Regions from separate parts of the Homo sapiens genome. Here region 2 is linked to region 1. Evidence: read pairs that join two places in POLR2A ChIA-PET (ENCODE). Cell type or tissue: Panc1. All regions are shown on one strand. Links, peaks and the distances in the headings refer to the core of each region. The heading gives the core; the rest is flanking DNA.

What was found. ChIA-PET counts read pairs that join two places held together with the same protein. Peaks named below come from ENCODE experiments on the same cell type or tissue, not always from the same donor. Only the 100,000 strongest peaks of a DNase experiment are listed, where the experiment ranks them.
Region 2: POLR2A ChIA-PET joins it to region 1 with 6 read pairs; 2 of 35 experiments call an interaction of 5 or more read pairs at or near these places.

What each region holds. Positions count from the first base shown.
Region 1 is chr5:163,948,542-163,956,508 of GRCh38, reverse strand. No RefSeq gene overlaps it. Among named protein-coding and RNA genes, the nearest start is that of LINC03000, 340 kb to the left of the region's middle. In Panc1, for the core only: no CTCF peak of the experiment used is centred there; no DNase peak of the experiment used is centred there.
Region 2 is chr5:164,509,148-164,517,114 of GRCh38, reverse strand. All of the region lies in intron 2 of LINC03000 (long intergenic non-protein coding RNA 3000), which reads right to left. The region is part of intron 2 of LOC102546299 (a long non-coding RNA gene); the gene reads right to left. Among named protein-coding and RNA genes, the nearest start is that of LINC02143, 46 kb to the right of the region's middle. In Panc1, for the core only: no CTCF peak of the experiment used is centred there; no DNase peak of the experiment used is centred there; H3K27ac peaks cover 334 bases.

The DNA.
Region 1 (7,967 bases), core at 1,629-5,628:
CCACCACACCTGACTAATTTTTGTATTTTTAGTAGAGATGGGGTTTCACCATGTTGGTCAGGCTGGTCTCGAACTCCTGACCTCGTGATCCGCCCGCCTCGGCCTCCCAAAGTGCTGGGATTACAGGAGTGAGCCATCGTGCCTGGCCCTCTTCCTCTTATATAGATACCAGTCCCATTACATTACAGCCCCACCCCATGACCTCATTTAACCTTAATTACCATAATTATGTAGCTCCAAATAGAGTCATATTGGGGGTTAGGGCTTCAACATATGAGTTTGTAGCAGGCATAATTTAGTACATAACACTATATAAGATAATGCTAGGAGTAGTTTTCAATGAGAAGAAAAAAATAAGGTAAAATTAGAATACTATAAAACAATTAACAGGTAAAGGTATTCATCTTTATATTCTCAGAAGAAGGAAGAGAAGTAAATTAACTTTAGATTTATGGCAAATATACATGTTAAATTTTTTAAATATATTGAATATGCAACATTCAAACAGGCGAGAGGAAGGAAAAGTAAAAAAGAAAACTTGCCCAATCTAAGAAAATAAAGATAAATAGAATCATAGCGAAAAGAATACATTTACATTTACCCTATACATTCTAGATGAAATATAAAAATATCTTTACTAATTATTTTTCAAGAAAGTAAGGAACATTCAGGGAAAAACTGAAAAAAAGTAGCTCAGACAGATAAGCAGAACACTAATGCTCATTTTTGCCCCGAAGGCCTTTGCTGAAAGAAGGGAAATTAAGCTTTGTCTTTTATGGCTTCCAGAGGCTCAGAGAACAGAAGAATACAAGCTACCTGGTTGGTACAAATGTAATTCCGGTTTCTGCCATGAATAGTAATGTAACCGCAATTACTTTTGCACCTCCCTAATAGTATGCGTGTAAGGAATGAAATATGAAATCATAATTTTGCAGCTCTAATATAAATTGATTCAGATAAGGTTCATCAAGCTCACCAGGTGAAACATTGCCGGGGAACAGAATATTTCCATTTTGCCAAAGTATCATCCTACAGATAATTTGTTAATTAAAAAATAAAGTAAAACAAAATGGGCTTTAACAAATGTGAAATATAGTGGTCACTACTTTAACCAAATGACCAAAGCAAGCATCACTAATAGTGAGACAATCTAAGTGTCTTCTGATGAGGGCAACATGAGGTACATAATATCACCTGTGAAGTATTCTCCCCAAAAATTGTGGCCATGATCTAACTAAGCCTTCAGATTTATCTTCCAGTTTACTATTAAGACAGGTTGAAGAAAAACAAGTTCACACCACGGGAACACGGTGAGACAATACAGAATGGAGACTTGCATGACGGCTGCCCAGCTCTCTTCACAAGTCAGTATCATTTAAAAGAAGAAGAAAAGTATAGGAACCATTCCAGATTAAATGAAACTAAAGAGAAAATTTAAATATGGACTGTATCTCAATAACATTAGAGAATCACTGCTAGTTTTCTTAGATGTATGAGAATGTGTATATTTTTGGATTATGTATACTACAATATTTAGGGGCAAAATGGTTTGATGTCTGCAACATACGTGCAAACGGTTCAGCACAGATAAATAAAAGAGCAGATAAAGTAAATGTGGCAAAATGTTAACAATTGTTAGGAGTACAGGTGTTAGTGTCACACTCATCTGGTTTCAAGTTCTAGTTTCACCCCTTTCTAGTCATATGATCTTCAAATTTTTTTAAATTTCTGGGAGTATTTCATTTCTTCATATTTAAAATGAGGTATAGGATGATATCTGGTTCACAGAATTGTTGTAAGAATGAAATCAGAAAGTTATTATTAAAGCACTTGAGATGGTACTAGCATGATAACTTTAGCTATAATTATCATTACTATCATCACTAATAAGAAACTAACTTTTGTTATTCTACACACTGTCCTAAGTTCCACATTAGGTGTTAATTAAGTTATTTGGTCATATGTCAGCAATAGAATCAAAATGACTGTTTATAGAAAAGCGGAAAGAAAAATAAACTTGCATACTTCAAATTCTATTATCCAACATGACAATGGAGTCTGGTCCTCTAATTTTAGTTATGGATTACCATACCTACTCTCTTAGATTATAACTTTTCAAAATTTTGTTAGAATATCATGCACTGATGATTCAGAAGGCACTCAAAATCTTGCCATACATAGTATCATGGAAAGTAATATCATTATACTGCATTGCATAAATCATATAGATGGCATGCAGTTCTAGCAAACATATGTAGATGGAATGAGACGGAAAGGGAAAGAAAAAAGAAGGAAGCCATAGAAATCATGAAGATAAAATCATTTATTCTGTCTGAAAACCGAGCAAAACTGAAGAAACCAATTTCAGACGATACTCAGACACACTACAAAGAAGCACAATAAAATTATACAAGCGAAACAAAGGTCAAGGGAGTGGAAAAATGTATAAGCAAGCACGCGGTTTATATTCGCCAACTCAGAAAAGGAGAGGAAAATACTTGACCCGGGCTGTGATGTTCACATTATTAATAATAATTTTAAAAATTATTTTATCTTGTACAGAAATGAGGAGATACCAAAAAGCATTGTTAAAGACATTAATTGCAGGCAATTTTATCAAGGAGAAACAAATAGCTAACTTACATAAACCCTAATTTATTGACACACATTTTGAATGTTTAAGTTACCAGTACTTAGCCAAGACCCGTGATAAAGTTGGATCTCCCAAAACCATGGAAATCAAGGAATATCTATTGAGCTTCTATTATTTGCCAGCAACTGGGCACAAAGGATGTAATAGTGAACAAATTCAGGGAAAGTCCATTCCCTTGAAGAGCTCAAAGTTTAGTAGGGGAAGAGGGAAAATAAATTTTAAAATATTTTAAAATATATCATCTCTTTATTAGTACCTTGTACTATAAGGAAAAATAAAGCAAAATAGTTAGGCTAGACAGTGACAAGTGATGCCCTGTTTAAGAGAGGGTGGTCAGGGAAGGCCACTCAGATTAGGAAACTTTTGAGTTGAGCTGTGTGTATTACATTATGTAAAAGTAAAAACATAAATGTATATACATGTATGTGTATCCATGCAACAAAGCAGTATTCAGTCATACTAAAGAATGAAGCAGTGATCCACGGTACAACAAGGATGGACACGGAAAACATGCTAAGTGGGAAAAGCTAGACAAAAGGTTACATATTATATAATTCCATTTATATTAAATATCCAAAATAGATAAATGTATACAGATAGAACACACATTGGTGGTTGCCAGGTGTTGAGCAAAAGGATATATGAGGAGAAACTAAAAAAAAATTAAATGGGACTGGGCGCGGTGGCTCATGCCTGTAATCCCAGCACTTTGGGAGGCCGAGGTGGGCAGATCACTTGAGTTTGGGAGTTCGAGACAAGCCTGATTAACACAGAGAAACCCTGTCTCTACTAAAAATACAAAAAAATTAGCCGGGTGTGGTGGTGCATGCTTGTAATCCCAGCTACTTGGGAGGCTGAGGCAGGAGAATCGCTTTGCAGTGAACTGAGATCGTGCCATTGCACTCCAGCCTGGGCAACAAGAGTGAAACTCCGTCCCAAAAAACAAAACAAACAAACAAACAAAAAATTAAATGGATGAATGAAAGAATTGCTAAGTTTGGTAACATAAGAAATATTGAAGCAAGAAAGATTAACAGGCTTTCTAATACCAAGCCTTTCATTCTGTATTCTAATTCCTCCTGAGAAAATATAGCTTTCCAGGAAATACAGCACTTGGAAATAAGTTACCATCTGGTCTTTGTCACATCTATTATATATATCCCTTTCTGTATATTTTTGCTAGCCTCACAACATCATAACTGAAGTAAATAAACTTTGTTTTTCTTGTCTCCTGTCTCCATGTGTTGAAATCCCTCCCGAATACTATTATTTTGGTATATTAGGTACCTATTTTTATTTATCCTCCATGTGAAAAATAATTGGGGGTTACATTTGAACGGGATTTAAGAATAACATTTTGAGGTTTCCACAATCAATACCAGCATTTCACAGATGAAGAAACAGACTCAGGTTGTTAGGTCACTGGATCAAGTTCTCAGAGCGAGTAAGTGGCAGAGGAGGAACTCAAATAAATGTTTGCTGGCTCCTGGAGCAATCATGTCTAGTGAGGAAATTCTACCCAGTTCAGTATGGCCCACTTCCTGGCTCTTCCAGAAAGTGCTGCCTTACTTCCTCCCTCAGTGCTTTTCCCCATGAGATGCCCCTTGCCTGGAGTACCTCTGGACCACCAGTGAACTCACCCATGGTCCGGATGCAGCCTCTCAGCCTTTCCCGAGCACCGCCTGCATGGGTCTCTCTCTGTGCAATCTGCCCTGAGGCTTCCCCATTGGGAATGGGCTTTGACTATTCCCCCACATCCTTCTCTGGTTTGCTTTGAAGTGTTGATCTTTATGTGTGGCTGTGATGGAAAACATGACGAGGGACTCAGACAGGGTCTCAAACTCAGGAGACAGTCTCTTCTTTACACAAACTAGACCACGTTGGGGGGCTTTAGAGAAAAGAAATAGAAACAAGCTCAGCTATTAGGGCTAGCATTTCCCTTCTAGACCAATGGTTCAGAAGCTCAGGCAGGGCAAAGGTATTGGACAGGAGCCAGGAAGAGCCATGGCACTCCCTCTCTTGCCCCCCAGGGCTGGCAGGGGCAAATCAGAAGCCTCCAGGAAGGCTTTTCACCACACCAATCATGGGGGCCTCTCAAGAAACCTCTTTCTTCGATGGCTTTTACTTTTTTGAAATCATATTTGTCAGCAGCTGCTACATTTAGCCCTTCAATGCCTTTGTTCCAGTGTCCGTAGATGGAGATGAGAAAATATTAGGTGTCATTTTGGCTTCAGCGGGGCTCAGTAAGAGTCCAGGACAAGCCCCAGAAACCCTGTACCCTCGGGAAAGCTGCAGGTCCCACCTGTGTTGCAGGAGCTGAGGGTATCTCTGAAGGAAATCTGTCAGGGCCCCAGTAAAGTCATGAAGATCACAGGGTAGGAGCTTCAATTAGGGAAAATGGAGACCTTCCATTTCTTCCAACAGGTGTTTAGTTCTTTCCCCTCTTCATTCCATTTATTTCCCACTCAGTGTACTCACGTTTTTCCTCACACTGACTCAGTTTTCCCTAGGGCATTGTGTAGCTGCACTGTGTCTGTTCTCACCATGAAGGACTGGTGATCTCTGTTTTTGCAAAGAGGTCAAAGAGGTCGTCCAGCCGGAAACTGGACAGACTCCATGGGGAGGGCCCTTCCTTCCAGAAGGAATCCTTCCAGTGGAGTGACATAATTGTCAAGGTCATAGTTTGATTCTAGGTCAGCACCCCAGCTGTTAGGATCCTTAAACGACTACTCTGATCCTCAGCTTTACCCCATCCCAGCTTCTATCACACCAATACCCACAAAAATACGCCCTCCATGCAGAAAAGCTCACACAGCTTGTCACTGTGAATTTACAGAACACCAAAACCCGCACTTTCAGGCAAATGTCCCCATCACTGAAACACCTCACAGATGACCTGTCTTGTGGTGAGAAAGAGGTGAGGAGACCTGACCCAAGCCTGGAATTAGTTTTCATGTTCCTACCTTTAAATTCACTTCCTATCCTGTGGCTGAAAGATACTTGAATATGTGAAGAAATATCTGGCCCAAGCCTGTAAATATGTCCTTCCCCTTCCAGTTTTGCTATAATCCTTCCTTTGAAACACTCATCCCTCTGGTATCCTTCCCATTGGAGAAAAGAAAAACAGAAAAAAGAAACTGTTTTAATTATTTCATGTCCCACTCTCAACCCACCTAGGTCCATCATGTTCAAGGTCACCACACACACAGGAGCAGTTATGTTCCACTCACACAGAGCTGTTTGCATCCTGTCTGGGCTTGAGATTAGGGAGGAGGGTTATATAAATGATGAGATAGGGAGGAGGGCTTGAGATAGGGAGGAGGGTTATATAAATGATGAACATTTTCATTTGAGGTACAGAAAGGAACACACACACACACACTCACATGCACATGCACACACACACACATGCACACACACACGCACATGCACACACACATGCACACGCACATGCACATGCACCCATACAGACCTGGAAGTGCTGTGTTACCTTCAATTCTCAAGCATGCATAAGGAGAGAAGGGGAAGGGGTGAGCTGCTGTCCATTTCATTAGGACTAAATGAAGACGTGAGGGCAGTGTCCATCTCCCCAGCCTTCATCAGGAAGGGAAAAGTCTGGGTGAAGGTAATAGCTCTGACCAAGAGACTGAGGGATATAGATTTCTCCCCACCCTTCTAAACTCAGAGCCTAGCTACCACAGGCTTCAAATCTCAAATTAGTGATGTGTGAAGTTTCTTGTCTTTTATTCTACATGGGGGATTTCTGCCCTCTTAGGCCCACGTAGCTTCATGGACCCTACAGCTGTATGGAATTCAGCAGGATGAGGGAGGAAGGAGAAAGACTGCTTGAGCCAGGACCAGAGCTTGGGACTTAAATGATTTTTCTTAGTTTCATGGGTCCTTGGAGATTTTACGGTAATTTTTAAATTATTTTTTTCAATGATAAAATCAAGAAAAAGTGTATTTTAAATATAGAATACATGAATCGATAAAAATGAAATAAGGTTGATGGTAGTGTATATGGAGTACCACTGTCAACTTCCCTCCATGAACAAGAACTCTTAAAGGCCAAAACAGGCACATACTAAGAGCTGCACTGACGCTACCCCATTATATAAGCACAAGCTACTGAGATACCCTGAATCTTGACCCCAAGAGCTGCAGGAGAGGATATCACATCCCCATGTATCTACACACACATATATTTACTTAAAGAAAAAAATATTTGGAGTAGGAAAAAGTGAGATCATCCTCTTCAAAGAATATGTGACATGGAAATGCATAAAGGTGGACCTTAGGACTCCCTCAGGAGATGAACTCCACAATACAGAGCAGAGAGCAGTGGCTATGGCAGCCTGTGGGACCTGATCCCATGGCACCTGCTGATAGGTCCTGATGAAAGACATGGGCTCACTGGGAGGGATGGAAGGAGGACACGTTGGACACAGTTGCTGGGAGCCTCACACTGGCCTTGTGGGTTTCAGGGATACTCGCAGACTTTTCCCTTTTCTCCTTGGAACAATACACTTTAACAAGTGGCTCATCCTCACTTGGCATTCACCTTTTATAGGAGCCTGTCCCTGCTGGGCAAGAACTGGGACATCAGGGTCTCCGTTGATCCCCTGCCTGGGCAGGGTGGGTCAACATCTCTTTGGCAAGAAAAGTCACTAACTCTACTTCTTCTTGGTGCTCTCCCGAGTGGCGCCACTCAGGGCCCTTTGTTTTTTCTAAAATTGGGTTAAAGGCAGTGCCCTGGTTCTGATCCATGGGACCTGAGCCTTCAGGGCCCTTTGCTGCTTCCTTCCCGAGTCACTCGCTCCAGCCTCAAAGTAGACATAGTGACCCTGAGAAGGGGCTGTATCTCCTCTTCACACACTCTGGGCACATGCAGTGGCCCTTGGAAGACAAATTTTCTGAGTCAGGAGCCCATCGGAGCTCTTCCTCCAACTGGAGCTTTGGCCCTCTACCAAGATGGTCTTTCAGACTTGAGTTTTTTAAATCTTGCTCTGCCAAAAGGTGCGGTGGTGTGTGTCATTCCTCAGTGCCTGGTGCCCCCAGAATGCTCAATTCTCCACCTACAATTGGGAACTTCCATGAACAGTGGCTCTCAGGGGGGTCTTGATATGGCTTGGGAGCAGTGGACTCTCCATGAACTGTTACACTGCTCTGATTTGTCCTCACTGTCCTGGAAGGTATGGGGGCTGGGGTGTCCTGCCCAATGCCGAGTAATGGTAAGTTGTTCACAGAATGCACCTCATAGCCCTGCTCGGTTGTTCTGGACATAATCCTTTCTCTTCTCCAACCACATCTGGGT
Region 2 (7,967 bases), core at 1,866-5,865, 560 kb before region 1:
CCCTGCAAGTCCAGTCCCTGCTCCTAGCAGAGAAACTTCTAAGTCTGTAAGCTTGTGACTGATCTTTCCTATTTGATGTATTTGAACTTCATTACTGTAGTAACAAGAGCTTAAAAACATAAGAGTTAGGCTTACATATGTCTAAAGTGTCTTATAGTAACTTCCTATGTGTATACCAAGGATTAAAGTAGAGTGTCAATATATCTTATGATAAATGAAAAGGAGCTTTTTTAATCAGTTGGCCTCACCGTTATATATTACTATCATTAATAGATCTTACTTGCTTTAGATTTAGATTCCATTTTCTAAAACTAGGAAGCTAGGAGTAATATTTTTCCTACAGCTTAAATAAAGAGTCATGAAAGCCTTTCTCTATAACAAAGGTTAAAAAAAATCATCAAATAAGATTTGCGTTGTTTGCTTCTTTTTCAGAATACAAATTTTTCTGGGATTTTTTATGATGTGATATGTGCTTCTGTGAGGTAATGCTATTAACCAACAAAAACTGTTTAAGAATAAAAAATAAAACATTCTATCATTTCAGGTGGCTAATGTCAAATGCACGTTGTTATTTCAGCACAACTTCAACCAATACAGACTGATGTGTTCTTTAGCAAGGGTTGATTCACTAGAATGCTTATCTTAACAAAGCAGTTAAAGATACGATGTATGTTTACATAGATCAATTGTATTTTTTATCATACTTCTGTATGTCGATCAGATTGTACGGTATTACTACGTTTTATAATTCACTGCAGAGAGGAAGTACCTACCTACTTTATTCTTTTCAAAGGAGAAATAATTGAGCAAGGATATTAGTTTGCTTGAATTCTATTTTGCTTTTCTCCTTCTTAGTAGCCAAATATAAACTGTTATTTTCTCCTTTGTGCATTTCAGTTAAAAAAAAAAAGAGGGTGTAGTTTATTCTATGTTTCACTAGAAAATTGCAATCTTTCTCATTTCCCACCTTTTGCTTTTTTGTCTCTAAGGGAAATGAGGTCTCATCCTTTCACTTTTTAGGAATCTCCTACACTCTAAAATTCTTACTTTATTTCTATGTCTTACTCCTTTTCTGCCGTGCCCAAGGCTTGTTTCACATAAATAAACTTCATTTGATATGGAAAAATGTTTATTTTTATCAAGTTTATTTGATAAAAAGAAAAAAGTCATAGCTTTAGCAGAGAGCAATGTAACATTATTGTAACTTTAAACCGATTTTTTTTCTCTGTGCTATTCTTATAGTTAATTCAGGAAAACATTCTGTGTGTAACTTGCTCACACTCATTTAGAAATCTTACGACACAAAAGAAAGATATTGGAAAACCAGAGAGAAAATTGTGTTTTCTTCTTTCAATTTTGATTATCATGAAAAAGTAATTTATGCTTACTAAATATAGACACATAGAAAGTAGTGAGTAAATTTTCAAGAATAACTATTACCCAGCTTAGCATGGTGAGAAACCAAATGTATAATCTGGCATATTTTATTCTGGTCTTTCTTTTCCATATATCTGTGTGATTTCTTTGTTTAAACAAGCATAATTTGGTAATACAGAATACAGTAAAGAAGAAATCTTTGTTATATTGAGTAATTCACATCAGTGGAACTGGCCTAGGGAAGGGGAGTGTAGAAAATTAAGATCTGAAGTAGAATTTAAGAAAATCCAAGCAGATCTCATCTCCCCCGATCTCCTTGTGACAACCCACTTAAGATAAGAAAGAAGCTCTGTTACTACTTTTATCCCTCATGCGCATTTAAACGCTTTGTCAAAGACTGAAAGAGAAAAGGAAAAAACAAAAGATTTAGCTGATCCCCACTCCGAGCCCTCAGACGGATCCTGGAAAGTTTTGTATGCCACGTCCACACTTTGCACACTCCCTTTCACCCCATTGGCTTGTTCCTGGTTCACATTTCTGCAAGTGAAGGAGTATCTCAGAGAGATGAGAAGCCTCTCACAATAAAACTACAGATGGTTGGTGGAGGGTATATGAAAATGACTTTATAAATCCAAATTAAATGCCCTAGAAGAGAATCAAATATGTGACCTGCTTTTGAAAGGCATCAAGGAATGAGAATATGGTGATTATTCTAGAGTATTTAAAAGAATTCTTCAGAACATCTATGTGTAAAGCGAAAGTGGAAAAAAAGAACAAATAAAAATACGGCTTTCATGACCTAATGGTTCATGGCCTATTAGGATGGAGCCCACTGACTTATCTTACAAGGGAACTGCCAATTCTGCTCTTAATGTTATTAATTTAAATTGAGTGCTAACTGTAATAGATGTGATTAAAAATATATAGAATTAGACATTGTCCCTGCTCATTAATTCTGCTTCCTGGTGGCTAGTTCTCTGCCCATCTTTCATGTTCACAGCTTGCCAGGTGAACAAGGACAGAGTTAAAAATGTTTCATGAGGTTGATCATTGTCATTATTTCCAATTAATACTTTGAGTGCATATGGGGTGCATGGTACCATGCCGGGTCCCATAAGAAGCTTGGTAGAAATTAATTAAAGGCCTTGAAGGAACGTCAGATATAAAGGGCAAGTAATACCTCAAGGAAGGAAATACATCATAAATAAATGATTTTTACAGTTTTTTTGGTTCATATTGGTCTGTTTTCATAATGTTATTCAAGTTAAAACTGTGAAGTAACAAAGAGGGAGGAAAATGGTACATGAGCCAAGAAGAGAAAAAAATTAAAAGAATAGAGCAGAAAAATACGAATTGGAAATCACTATTCACACAAGAAAAATTGAGATAGGAAAGTATTAATTAAGAATGTCTATGCCATAAGTTGTGAAAATCCAACTAAAATTGGTTTAAGGAAAAACAAGAGTAATTTACTGGCTCACAAAAAAAGTCAAGTGGCAGCCTCACGGACAACTTGATCCAAGACTTTAAACAATGCCATTGGGGTTGAATTTTAATGTCTTTCATTGTTTAAATTTGTGTTCTGTCTTTATTCCATGGCAAAAAAGTTGCCAGCACATCTCCAGCTTCCTATCTTCTCAGGGTAGACCGCATGAATAAAGCGTTATGCTAAGCAAGAGAAGCCAGACTCGTAGGCTGATTTTTTTTCTTCTAGCCCTACAACAGTTATAGTAGCTCTTCTTAGATAACATGCCTATCCCTGAATCAACCATGGTGGCTTCTGTAGTGCAATAATTCTTTAAATGACCAGCTCTTAGATACATGGGTGGAATTTGCATCACTGAAATCTATGAATTTAGAGGGAGGGAGAAGTGAATCTCCAGAAGGAAAAGTGAATGTCTTGATAAGAATAAGTGGAAATAAATGCTAATAAGAAACAAACAAACAAATAAACAGAGAAATGCTCCACTATAAAAAGTACACATATGAAAGAAAAGACAGGGCAGAATAGACCTGTTTGCATTAAACTTTCTCTTGGATTTTATAACTGATGGAATAAAATTAGGACAAATGAAAACCACTAACTTTGCTATTACCATATTCCCAGACACTGTTGAATGACTTGTAAATTATATTCACTCAACTCCTAATTCCTAATTGACTGGGAATGCCAAATGCTTAAAACTTCAATTTCATTATGTTATGACTCTTAAATATTTGTCTGGCACTATAGGGCAGGGGATAACATTTCTGCATTTGTGTTGGAGGGCTGAATGCAGTCAGCCCTCACTGGCACAGAATCTGCAAGATGAGTAAGAAGCTTATTCGTTGAGACCAGAGAAAGAGTAAAGGGCCACAACACACTTCTCAAGAAGGATCAGGAAACAAGTACCTTCAGGATGTAGAGAAAAAAAGAGATCTGCTTGCTGCCATCTAAATGGGGAAAGAAACTAACTTACGTTGAAAGTCTAACATATGCTGAGCACTTTATCGTCCTCATCTCATTTAATCTTCATACCAGTTTTACAATACTCAAAAAAAAAAAAAAAAGAAAGAAAGAAATTGACACCGATGAAATACATTCTGAAGGTCCTAGTACTGATAATGTCCAGGACTGGGATTTGAACCCTTGTCCATATCATTGTAAGATGCAATTTACAAACTGCCAAGCTCGCTCCCTCTGTGGAGCAGTTTCAGTGGGCACATGACATTGAGAGCTTCTCACACTTCCTACTCTCTGTCCTTGCATCCACCCTCTACACCAAACTGGGAGATGGGAGGTGGGGGATGAGGTAGTTTTGGGGGCAAGGGAAATCTGGGTAGTAAGTAGAGAATACAGAAGTATAAATGTGATTTTTATGAAGTTTTGCCTCATGGCTGAATCTCCCTTTAGTACTTCAATAAAATACTAATGTCTTCTTAAAGTATTGTGGAATGGGATCTGGTTCATGGTTGTTTTCAAATATTGCTTCTATTGTAAATGAGAAAATGGGCTAACCTCAGGAAGATAATCACATGTGGGTGAGGCTTAAAATAGGGAGTGGGACTTTAAATAGTTATCTGAACATTTTTTAGAATAATTTTTAAAAGATGTAATTATGAATAATTATAATAATTCCGTCCCTGCTTTCTAAATATCAGGGATAAATGAAAAAGAGAAAATTCTATATAACAGCATAACATTTAAAATTTAAAATAGAAAGCATGCACGTTATCCTTCACAGAAGAGAAACTATTGGCCCTATTTCCACATGCTTTTCTCATATTGAAATATTGTGTTCAAATAAGATGGCAGGTATACAACCAACTATGTTCTTATTCTTACAAAAAAGAATTTTCCCTCATATTCTATATTTCTCTACAAGAATATTTTGTTTGATTAATCTTTTTTTTTTTTCTTTTGAGACAGAGTTTTGCTCTTGTCGCCCAGGCCGGACTGCAATGACCTGATCTGGGCTCACTGCAACCACCAACTCCCAGGTTCAAGCAATTCTCCTGCCTCAGCCTTCCGAGTAGCTGGGATTACAGGCGCCCGCCACCACGCCCAGCTAATTTTTGTATTTTTAGTAGAGACAAAGTTTCACCATGTTGGCCAGGCTGGTCTTCAACTCCTGACCTCCTGTAATCCGCCCACCTCGGCCTCTCGAAGTGCTGGGAATATAGGCATGAGCCACTGTGCCCGGCCTGTTTGATTAATCTTATACATATGACATATTCTTAATAAAATCTAAAGACAAGGATGAAACACTAAAGCTATTTACTATGGTTTAGGGCAGTCTCAATGCTATAGTATTAAGGACATAGGATGTATTTAAAAGATGGCAAATATTATTTATCATTACAAGGAACATTTCCTCTGACACAGTCAAAAAAAGTCAGCCAATAAATCTTTCAAAAGTCTGAGTATCATTTAAAAGTAAAAATTAGAAAAGAAATGCAAGGTTTTTTTCAAAATCCCTACATGTTTTTCTGATGAGACTTTTTGCCCCATATGACAATCTGTGGAGTGGTTTATCCTAATTCATTATAATTTTATTGGTTTTCTTCCTCATTTCTTTGTGCATTTTTACATAATAAAAACTGTAAAAACAAGTTAAATATTTACTTAAGATTCATGATAGATATAAAATGAAATAAGGAATATTGTAGAAAGTGAGACTAATGCTTCATTCAACATAAGGCTCTGTCGCAAATAATTCCACACAAAAAGAATCTGTTTTCTTCTTCTATCCAGGTGAATGATGTACCATGAACAGTTTCAACATTACATGAATAATATGGCTCAAAGAGCATTAAATTTCTTACATGCAACCTGTTCATTTTTAAAAGCTTTGGTAAAGGTAGAATTTTACTTGTTAGCTCTGCTATTAGAAAACACAATTAAATAGTGTGTAATGCTTCTTTTTTCCTTGCTTTTGTTTTAGAGCATGATGTAGTGAGTGCAATGCTAGTTGGAACTAAAACAAAAATCTTTCTCATCTTACTATACTAAACTTAACCAGCATCATGCTACCGAGCACATCATGTAACACCTTTAGGCCTCACTAACCTCATCCATATAATGGGAGTCCGGAATGGCAAATCATTTTTAAAAAATGTCTTTATTACACTTTAATTTCTGGGATATATGTGCAGAACGTGCAGGTGTGTTACATTGGTATACACGTGCCATGGTTGTTTGCTGCACCCATGAACCCGTCATCTACATCAGGTATTTCTCCTAATGCTATCCCTCCCCTATCCCCCCACCCCACAACAGGCCCCAGTGTCTGATGTTCCCCTCCCTGTGTCCATGTGTTCTCCTTGTTCAACTCCCACTTATGAGTGAGAACATGTGGTATTTGGTTTTCTGTTCTTGTGTTAGTTTGCTGAGAATGACGGTTTCCAGCTTCATCCATGTCCCTGCAAACAACATGAACTCATCCTTTATTATGGCTGCATAGTATTTCATGGTATATATGTGCCACATTTTCTTAATCCAGTCTACCATTAATGGCATTTGGGTTGCTTCCAAGTCTTTGCTATTGTGAATAGTGCTGCAATAAACATATGTGTGCATGTGTCTTTAGAGTAGAATGATTTATAATCCTTTGGGTATATACCCGGTAATGGGATTGCTGGGTCAAATGGTTTTTCTGGTTCTAGATCCTTGAGGAATCGCCACACTGTCTTCCACAATGGTTGAACTAATTTACTTTCCCACCAACAGTATAAAAGCGTTCCTATTTCTCCACAGCCTCTCCAGCACCTGTTGTTTCCCGACTTTTTAATGATCACCCAGAATGGCAAATCTTTTAAAGGCAGGAGTAGAAAGCCAAATAAATTCACTAGCTCTAAGATCTATTGAAGAAATTATAGTCTAAGAGCCTTTGGCAATCTTAATTTTTTTATATCACATTTGTCAGTGGTGGCACATTGACTGAAAATATTTATCAATTTAATAATTTTTGGACATAGATCAGAAATAATTGCACTTGAAAAAAATAGAAACACAAGTAGCAACAGATTACTAACCTAAGAAATCTGTTGTTATTATAAAAAATACACTTATTATAACTTTCTTAGAGAGTGGACATTGAGACATAAAATATATCATCCTAAATATTCAACAGTAACCCATATTTCTCTTCATCATTACTGGTCTTTAATTGTAAGTTCCAGGAGATCAAAATTCAATTATCCTCATATAATGCAGCAATTGCAAGGATAGGTAGCTACTATATGTTCTGTTGATGAGTGGTTCTACTAGCTAGATGTAAAGGTGCTTACTTTTGTCTTCTTAATTCAAAAAATGTTGACTCAATACTTTTTTTCTTAGTTCTTCCACAAGCTATTTTATTTAAATACCTGAAATATTTTTAAATAGCATTTCCTGATGTTTGTGGATTTCAAACTTGAATATGCCATTAAAAGAATATTGCTGTGGATGTAAAAACTGCTCAGTATATTAAAATTTGACTTGCTGCTCAAAGTATATTACATATGTAGTACAACTTTACATGAGCATCTACTTTCTTCAGAACATCTTGATTTTCATTTACTTGGTAAAATAAAACTGCTTAATGTCAAAATAGCATGACAATATTCAATGAAAATACATTTCCGAAACAAATCTGCATCTTTTCTTTCTTATTTGTAATTTGTTTTCATTGAATTTTATAATAAACATGTTGTATGAGTAGTTGCTCTTTTGACAACAGAAAATAACAACATTAACTTAATTTCACTTGGTAATATAAGTAAGGCTCTTTGAAAACCTTTAAATAGGAACCATTTGATACTAGATTTTCTCACTTTGTTTTTGTAAGAGAAAATATCTGTGTGCAAAGAATCATCATTAATCTTTGCTGTAAACCAGTGATCAGAAAATCTGTTAGGTTAAAAATTAATTGATGCATTTGTACATTTAATTAATAATAAAACTTTCCTGATGGTCTATTTTTCCTTAAACGTTTTAACATCAATGGATAATATTATTTGCCCATTTTCAGAGAACACTGATGCAGATTCTGTGCTGGGCATTTTGCCCAGAACAGAACTCTCCTCTCAAAGGTTAGAACTGGAGAGAAGATTTACTGCTCTTATTTTGA